Regions from separate parts of the Homo sapiens genome. Here region 1 is linked to region 2. The links are chromatin contacts, found by Hi-C or POLR2A ChIA-PET in ENCODE. All regions are on one chromosome and are shown on one strand. The core of a region is the stretch at or near the end of the contact, and the rest is flanking DNA. Distances in the headings are between cores, read along the strand shown.

The links. A loop is a pair of places that touch in the nucleus more often than their neighbours do. ChIA-PET counts read pairs that join two places held with the same protein, here RNA polymerase II (POLR2A). Pooled maps may share reads with other maps.
Region 1: a pooled map shows a loop between it and region 2 (15-fold over the local background). The contact joins the promoter of GIN1 here to the promoter of ERAP1 in region 2. A Hi-C loop is called at or near these places in 1 of 168 maps with a recorded cell type or tissue (B cell) and 7 of 50 pooled maps. POLR2A ChIA-PET finds 5 or more read pairs at or near these places in 2 of 52 experiments (activated CD8-positive, alpha-beta T cell and activated naive CD4-positive, alpha-beta T cell).

What each region holds. Positions count from the first base shown.
Region 1 is chr5:103,118,617-103,122,615 of GRCh38, reverse strand. GIN1 (gypsy retrotransposon integrase 1) reads left to right here and starts at 2,478. Exons shown (of 8, transcript NM_017676.2): 1 at 2,478-2,552. PPIP5K2 (diphosphoinositol pentakisphosphate kinase 2) reads right to left here and starts at 2,315. Exons shown (of 31, transcript NM_001276277.3): 1 at 2,128-2,315. RefSeq lists enhancers at 1,915-1,974, 2,025-2,214, 2,245-2,504, 2,340-2,840, 2,841-3,342.
Region 2 is chr5:96,806,695-96,810,424 of GRCh38, reverse strand. It overlaps ERAP1 (endoplasmic reticulum aminopeptidase 1), which reads left to right and starts at 2,480. Exons shown (of 19, transcript NM_001040458.3): 1 at 2,480-2,565. It overlaps LOC124901033 (a long non-coding RNA gene), which reads right to left and starts at 2,967. Exons shown (of 3, transcript XR_007058879.1): 1 at 1,848-2,967. RefSeq lists enhancers at 1,800-1,869, 2,026-2,525, 2,526-3,027 and a silencer at 2,600-3,059.

The DNA of each region.
Region 1 (3,999 bases), core at 1,229-3,728, 6.3 Mb before region 2:
AGTACATCCAGGTAATAGGGAATAAATAGGCTTCTGCAGGCTGGCAAAGGCAACCTGGCTCATTTATAAGATTACACAAAAAAAGCCTATTCCAAGTTCCACACAACCTTCTTGTTGATTTCTTTTTCCTTCTTCAAACGTTCATTTAATATCTTTTTGCTGAACCTGCATTTCCTTCTGCCTGGAATTCACTGCTCTCCTTGAAAGTTCCTATCCGCCATTCAAAAACCAACTGAAAGGTCTTCAGTGAAGGTTTTCCTGAGAACTATCACACTTCTGTTAGGCCCCAAATACACATAAAAACCCTCTCCCATCTTCTATGTTCCGCAGCATTTTGGATCTATCTTTTCACTTATCTGTTTCCATCAGGGTTGGGTTTTTTCCTCCCCAACTTTTTATTATGAAAAATTTCAAATATTCGGAAAAGTTGAAAGAACAGTTTGTTAATCATCTATATGCCCACCATTATACTCACAATTGCCAACATTTTGCCATATTTGCTATTTATACACACAGACACATACACACACATACACTTGCTGTACCATTTGAAAGTACTAGATATCAACACACTTCAACTCTAAGTACGTTAGTATGTATCTGCTAAAAATAAGAACACCTTCCTACATAACCACAATTCCTTTTCCACGTGAGAAAATTAATAGTCCATAACATTGTCTATATTGTGGTTGCATGGGAGCTTTTAAAGAATGAGGACCTAATCTATATATTCCCACTACTTAACTTGGTTCATAGCACTTATTTGGGTAATCAACAGATGTTCTACCAATTGTTCAGTTTAATACCCTCACAACAACTACTCTGAAAGTCATATGAATTTAACATTTAAAACAGCAACCTTTGATTTTAAAATTTTCTGCAAATCAGTTTAGTCATTTGCTTTAAATAAACCTGTGCTGCAGTAAGTACAGTATTCTGGGTTCTGCACTACTTAATTCTGCATCACAATGCTCCATAAAGACAGAGATCATGTCTAACTTTTGTCAGACATATAAGTAGGTACACCAAAATTTTTTAAATGAATGGATACTTTCAGACACTGAAAATGTTAGTGAAGAAATTGAAATCGAGGAAGAACAGGACAGGACAATAGAATACAGATTTTGAAGGCAGACAGATCTGGTTTTTAACACAGATTCAAACGTTTACTTATAACAAATGTTTAATAGAGCAAGTTGCTTGACTGTTCAAAGCCTCCATTTCTAACTCTGTAAAATGGTGATAATAATCTAACATACCTCCTGGAATTGTTGAGAGGAATAAATGACAAACTATGTAAAGCACTCGGCACACATAAGACTCAGTTAATGGCAACTATCGTTATTATTTTATCTATCTGAGACAAAAAAATTATCTATTTCATTTAAGAATTCTCAATAGCAAAACAAAATCCTGTCCCAGTGTAGAGCGAGGATTTTACGTGCTAAGGTCAGCTATGCTTCCCACTTCCACAGTTAAGCCTTCCAGCAAGACAACTACTAGCCAAAGGACACCAAGAGTCGCAATCTCCCAGGAAGTGGTCAAGAACCTCGTGAATGAGATCCAGGGATCATCACCCTGGCCCCTTCTTCTTCAAGGCGCAGAAGGCTGCAACGACCTCCAAATGACTAGGTGCGGCAGTGCCCTGCAGCCTCGGTCCCTACTATGAAAAGCTGCAACACATGAGGCTTTTGTTATTTTAAAGTGGGTGTGGGGTTGACAGAGAGAGGGATAAAGACTAAGGCAGAAAATTTTTTAAAAAGCCACCTCTACCCACAGCAGTCCCATAACTCGAGGCTAATCACTTCAGTGGAGCCAGGCACAGCGTGGGGTAGAAGCTCAGCGGTTCCCTTTTAGCTGATCTTCAATTTCTGGCGTCTCGAACCCAAGAAATGAAAAAGGGAAGCCATGGGGGAGCAGGAGGAGAAATCAAGGCGCGAAAGGACCCTCAAAGCTGTACTGTCACTCCACGCCCAGGCTGTCATTCTCTCCAGCACAAGCCCCTCGGTGGAGCATGTGTTTAGGGTCTGCAGAGCACAGGAGACAAAGCAGAAGCCCAGCAGCCGCCTCAACCCTGGCATGATCAGGTTCCGCATCTCCGGTTCTCCTCCGGTTTTGGGCCCTCACCTGCCACGAATGCGGTCGTCACGCGAGCAGTTGTGAGATGGTCAAGCCCATTCAGGTCTAGGTTACCCCCTTTCATCCCGGAGGCAGGGGTGAGGTGTTTGTCAAGAGACTTCAGTTGTAGGCGTGGACGTAGGCTACTTCCTTCAGTAACAGCTATAGGGCCACATAAGGGAACCTCAGGCTACTACACCTCAGGAATCTCCGTCACGCCTCTTCCCCGCCCTCCTCGGGTCTCACGCCGAAACCTCACCGGGCGGAACGATTTCCGGCAAGAGCCAAATGATCAGTCCTAACCTTTCTGACCGTGGTTCCAAGGTTCCCCAAAGGACTGCCCTCTAAAGGACCCGGGTAGTTCCGCTTCCGGCAGCGCGAGATAAATCACGAGAGGAAGCTTAAATCTGTCGTTTGAATTTAGGACCACCTCGGTGAGTGGTCGTTCTGGTGTGCTGTGTCATACCTACTGTTTTTTAAAGTGAGGCGTAACCCGACAGTAATTTCAAAACCATTCGCCTCGACCGGCCTAAGGAAGGGTTTAATTGAGTCTGTGGGGAGATTTTGCGCAAGCGCCTTTGAGATAGGAGGGCCTTGGGCGTTGCGATGTCCCGCGCTAGCTGAGCAGAAAGGGCGAGTGCTGTTTCGGGCCTGGGGAGGTGCCTACTGGGTGTAATTGAGTTTTACCAAACGGTCATTTTCCTGCTGATTCTGAGTGTGGTTGGACCTTGCCCTTAAGATTCCGTTAACGAGTCGCCCAAAGCTTAGGAAATGCTCCCTCACAGCGTTTGAGACTAAGCACTTTTGGCCGGCGTTGAAGAATTCTCCCCATTACTTTGATCAGTCATTTAATCAGAAATTTTGCCCCAAATTTAAATACGTGGCGGGGAGAAACGTGAGGTCAAGAGGGAATCCTGTCACGTAGTTTTAAAAGAAAAATGTCCACTTTATCTCAGTGTAGGTTTTTCTTAAATGGGCATTTCTGAACCAAAGTAGATACTTTTTAAAGTGGAAATGCATTTATCCCATGTGGCTTCATGTGAATGCATATGGCGATGAAGGCATTTTTTTGTTCAATGAATTTGTACTCTGAAGTGAACCAGATTACAGAGAAGTGTATTTAAATTTACAGGTCCTTGACGTTGCATAAAATTGTGCGTGTCCATTTTTTGGAGCTTAAAATAGAATAATTCAAATGTCAGAATTCCGATCCAAGTTAACATGTTGATTGAAAATTGCAGATTTTAAGATGGAACCAGCGGGTATTATAACCTTTTAGGGGCTTAAATTGGTGGCTTTGTTTTTAACCCTTGGTGAAACAGTTAAGTCCTAATCTTGACATAATACCTAACTGCCTTACTTTATTGAACACAAAATTATTAAAGGAATTAAGCAATGAGTTGATTTTATTTGCTTTTATGGAGGGGACAAAGTGTATAAAGCTTAACCAAATGTGACCCTGACATTCCTCTTGCAAAACTACAAGTTGTAATCAATCACTTTCATTTTTTCTTATTCCTACATGTTTAAGTACATTAAGTAATGATTTTAAGAGAAATTCTTGAAAATATGAGCATATCCAAAGAAGTCCCAGGACAGTCTTTCTTTATGTAGTAGAAACCACTTAATCCCCCTTGTAAATGATACCTTTACTTAGCAATCAGAGTATAAGAAGATATTTATATTTGTCTCGAATATTACAGTTTCAAGCCATTTTCTCATATGTATGGGCTTTGAAAAAAAAAAAACAACTTTCATTTACGTTACTTTTGTATATGAATACCAATTATTAGCAGTAAAACTTTTAACTACTTCAAAGGCTATGCTTTTCGTGAACTGAGTTTTCTTTCTTACGCATTTTCTATTTCTCCTTGTCATCTG
Region 2 (3,730 bases), core at 1,231-3,730:
AAACACACACATGCACACATAGCTAGCATTTAACAGTATCTAACAGTTGGTAGGGAATCAATAAACCTAGGTACCCTTTCTCTCTGTTCCCTTCCTTCTAACCATTTCTAAGCTCGGTAATGTGCTGTTTTGATCTCACAGGCTCTAGAACTAGGACTCCTTAAAGTCCTTACTCCAAGGTCTGTGTCCTCTACATCCCTGCTAGGGCTTTGAAACTAGAAGTGAATGCTGCCAAATCCTCTGACTTATCGCTCTTTGTAGTGCACTTCAACTCTAAAGACGAAATCACGGCCAGGGCGACAGGCTAAAGTCTGAGTCAGGGTGAGCTTTTGGGGAAACGGCGTGGAGCGGGTGGTGGTGTCAGCTCTCTCCTCGCCTACACTTCAGCTCCTTTCTGCCCACATCCATTCAGGGCATTGCCCTGTTTGTCTCCTCAGCTGTCTTCTGTATTAACCTCCAGCCTGTTGGGTGCATTCAGTTCTGCCAGCTGGACTTTCAATATGTATTTAAAAAGACACATAAACAAAAAACAAAAACAAAAACAAAAAAACTTTACTAGAAGCCAAAGGAAAACCATCATATTCAAAAATATAAATATAAAAGCAAAGAAATGCATACATTTACTGGACAAAGAGGTCTCATCTTGAGTAAACTGGGAGCACTCCGAGATGTCTGGAGGTCTTGGAGGCTACACGCTATCCATTGATACCTCCTGTCAAATTCTGAACATGCAGAAATTACCAGATCTCAAAGTCCTCATTTCTTGTTGAATTTTAGTGAAAAAAACTTCCCTGGATCCCACCGTAGTTGAGTCTTGGAACAGGGTGTTAATCTTTATATTATAAAATGTCCTTGACTAGAGATAATAGGCAGTATGAAACATTATATTTTTAAAAAGGAAACATAATATTGAAAAAAAAAGAGAAATACTGTTGCAGTGACTTGGAATCCCCAGTTCTCAAAGGGAAGAAGGCCAATAAAGAAGTGGGAGAAGAAAGTCTGAGAACCGCATGAAAAGGGTCCTGTTCCCACTAGGACCATGGTCCACTCACCAAATTATCAGAGACGTTTGAACCAGAGCAACTCCATCTTGAATAGGAGCTGGGTAAAATAAGGCTGAGACCTACTGGGCTACACTCCCAGGAGGTTAGACATTCTAAGTCACAGAATGAGATAGAAGGTAGGCACAAGACACAGGTCATAAAGACCTTGCTGATAAAACAGGTTGCAGTAAGGAAGCTGGCCAAAACCCACCAAAACCAGGATGGCAATGAGAGTGTCCTCTGGTCGTCACTGCTACGGTCTCACCAGCTCCATGACAGTTTACAAATGCCACTGCAACGTCGGGAAGCTACCCTATATGGTCTAAAAAGGGGAGGCATGAATAATTTCCCCCGCTTAGCATATAATCAAGAAATAACCCTAAAAATGGACAACCAACAGCCCTTGGGGGTGCTCTGCCTATGAGTAGCCATTCTTTTATTCCTTTAGTTTCTTAATTACTTGCTTTCACTTTACTCCATGGACTCCCCTCAAATTCTTTCTTGCGCAAAATCCAAGAACCCTCTCTTGGGGTCTGGATCGGGACCCATTTTCGGTAATAAACTTGTAGCATTTGGTGTTTTAATGTTTGTGTTTTCTTGACTTGTTACCTCATTTAGCCTCAACTGTTTAAAGATGGTCTTTTTGGCCATTTTATTCAGCTTTAATTGTTCTAAGGGGAGTGAAGAAATGGTCATTTACTTTGAAAAATCAGAGGGAACGTGTTGATGCGGGAAGCAGCTAATCCTTGGGGTACAGTGGCCCTTGGTAGTGCAGGAAAGTCCTGGGGGCCACCTCTAACCCACCTTCCTCCTCTACAGCATCTCCCACTGTAGTCATTCTCTACCGAAGCCCCAGAAGGTGCGGCACTTTGCCACGACAGAGTACTGGGTTCATGTTTCTTTCCGAGGCGGGCCAAGAGCTCTCAGCCCACTGGCAGTGGCGAGATGACGGACACCCAGCGAGTCCAATGGGCGTCGAACGCGTCTAGGCTTGGTGGACTTGTCAGCGCCTGCCTGGCTTCGGTCCCCAACTTGAGCACCGGCCCTTTCCTGCATGCCCCTAACCCTCGCAACGCTAAACAGTGAAAAAAAAAAAAAGACAAAAACAAAAAGCATCTCAACACACACACACACACACACACACACACACACACACACACACACACACACACACACACACACACACACACACACGGATCCGCGTTCAGAAAGGCGTGCACTTCCTACGCCTGATCCCCCGCATCGCAACCTCGCAGCTTCCCCGGCGTGCAGCGCTCATTTACCAATTCCCTTCCTGGGAGTTGCGGCTTCCCTCGCTCGGCCCCACTCCCGTTTACCCTTTCCCCAGCTCCCGCCTTAGCCAGGGGCTTCCCCGCCTGCCGCTAGGGCTCGGGCCGAAGCGCCGCTCAGCGCCAGCCTGCCGCTCCCCGGGCTCCACTTTCACTTTCGGTCCTGGGGGAGCTAGGCCGGCGGCAGTGGTGGTGGCGGCGGCGCAAGGGTGAGGGCGGCCCCAGAACCCCAGGTACAGCGCGCTCGAGCCGCGGGTAGGGGACTGCGGGCCGGGAGGAGAGCGCGGCACCCGCCCCTTCCCTGCGCCCGTCAAGTGGGGGGCTGAGGGCCTGGGGCACGGGAGGAGGGAGACGGGGCACGGGAGGAGGGAGACGGGGCGCGGGAGGAAGGCGACGGGGCGCGGGAGGAAGGCGACGGGGCGCGAGACAGGGCGCGGGAAGGGCGGGGGGAGTCGCTGGCTAGGCCCGAGTCCGCGGGGTGCCCGGCGGGTTGGCGGCGGGCCCACCCCTGCCGGTCCCTGTCCCTGTCCCTCCGGGCGCGTGGCCGGTGCGCCTGCTTCACGGGTCTCCCCGCTGTTCGGCCGGCGGGAGCCTCCCTCAGCGCTCCGCCTGGCGCCTGGATGCCTGCCAGTCCTGCAGGCCACCGACGCCCGCGCGAGGCCAAAAGGCGGGGTGGGGCGGGCAGCTGGCTCGGGCTGAGGAGGGCACCTGCCCATAGCTGCTAGAGAAACCCAGAGGCTTTGGGTTAAAGACTCTGGTGGGGTGGGATGCGCGGGCCGTGTGTGTTCTTAAGGTCACTTCCCTCCCTGCTTCTCCTGTTCTTCTGGTCAGCAATTCTCTCTCTCCCCTTCGCTCTGGCTCTGGCTGGGTTTTATTCAGATAAAGCACCTCTGTTGACGCAAATTAAAAGTTTCCTATCTGGGTGCCTCACTGGCCAGGTGGTCCTACAAAGTTAATTCCATGAGGGGAAGGGGGAGAGCACACACTTCCTCACGCTTTTGGATTTCTTTGTGTAGGCTAGGTTCAGAAAGAAATTATCTGTTTCCTATTAAACACCCAGAGGATTCGCTCTGAACTCAGGACGTGGTCAACAATTAACAAAACAACAAAACAAAACAAAACAAAACAAAAAACTTGAAAATTGGGCACAGTTGTCTCTTGCCTGAGGATTTTTAATTAGTATAAGTAGCACATTTTCAGGTGCGGCCTGAATAGAAACATTCTAGTACTTTTTTTTTTTTCAAATTAATCCAGCATTTTTATTATTTACCAACAGTGCTTGTTAATTTCATTGTTCAGGAAATTCTGGAAGAACCTCAATTACTTCTTGATGATCTATTTCATATACTATAGTGCCCCAATAAAAGGAAGGGAGGCAGAGGTTGCAGTGAGCCAAGA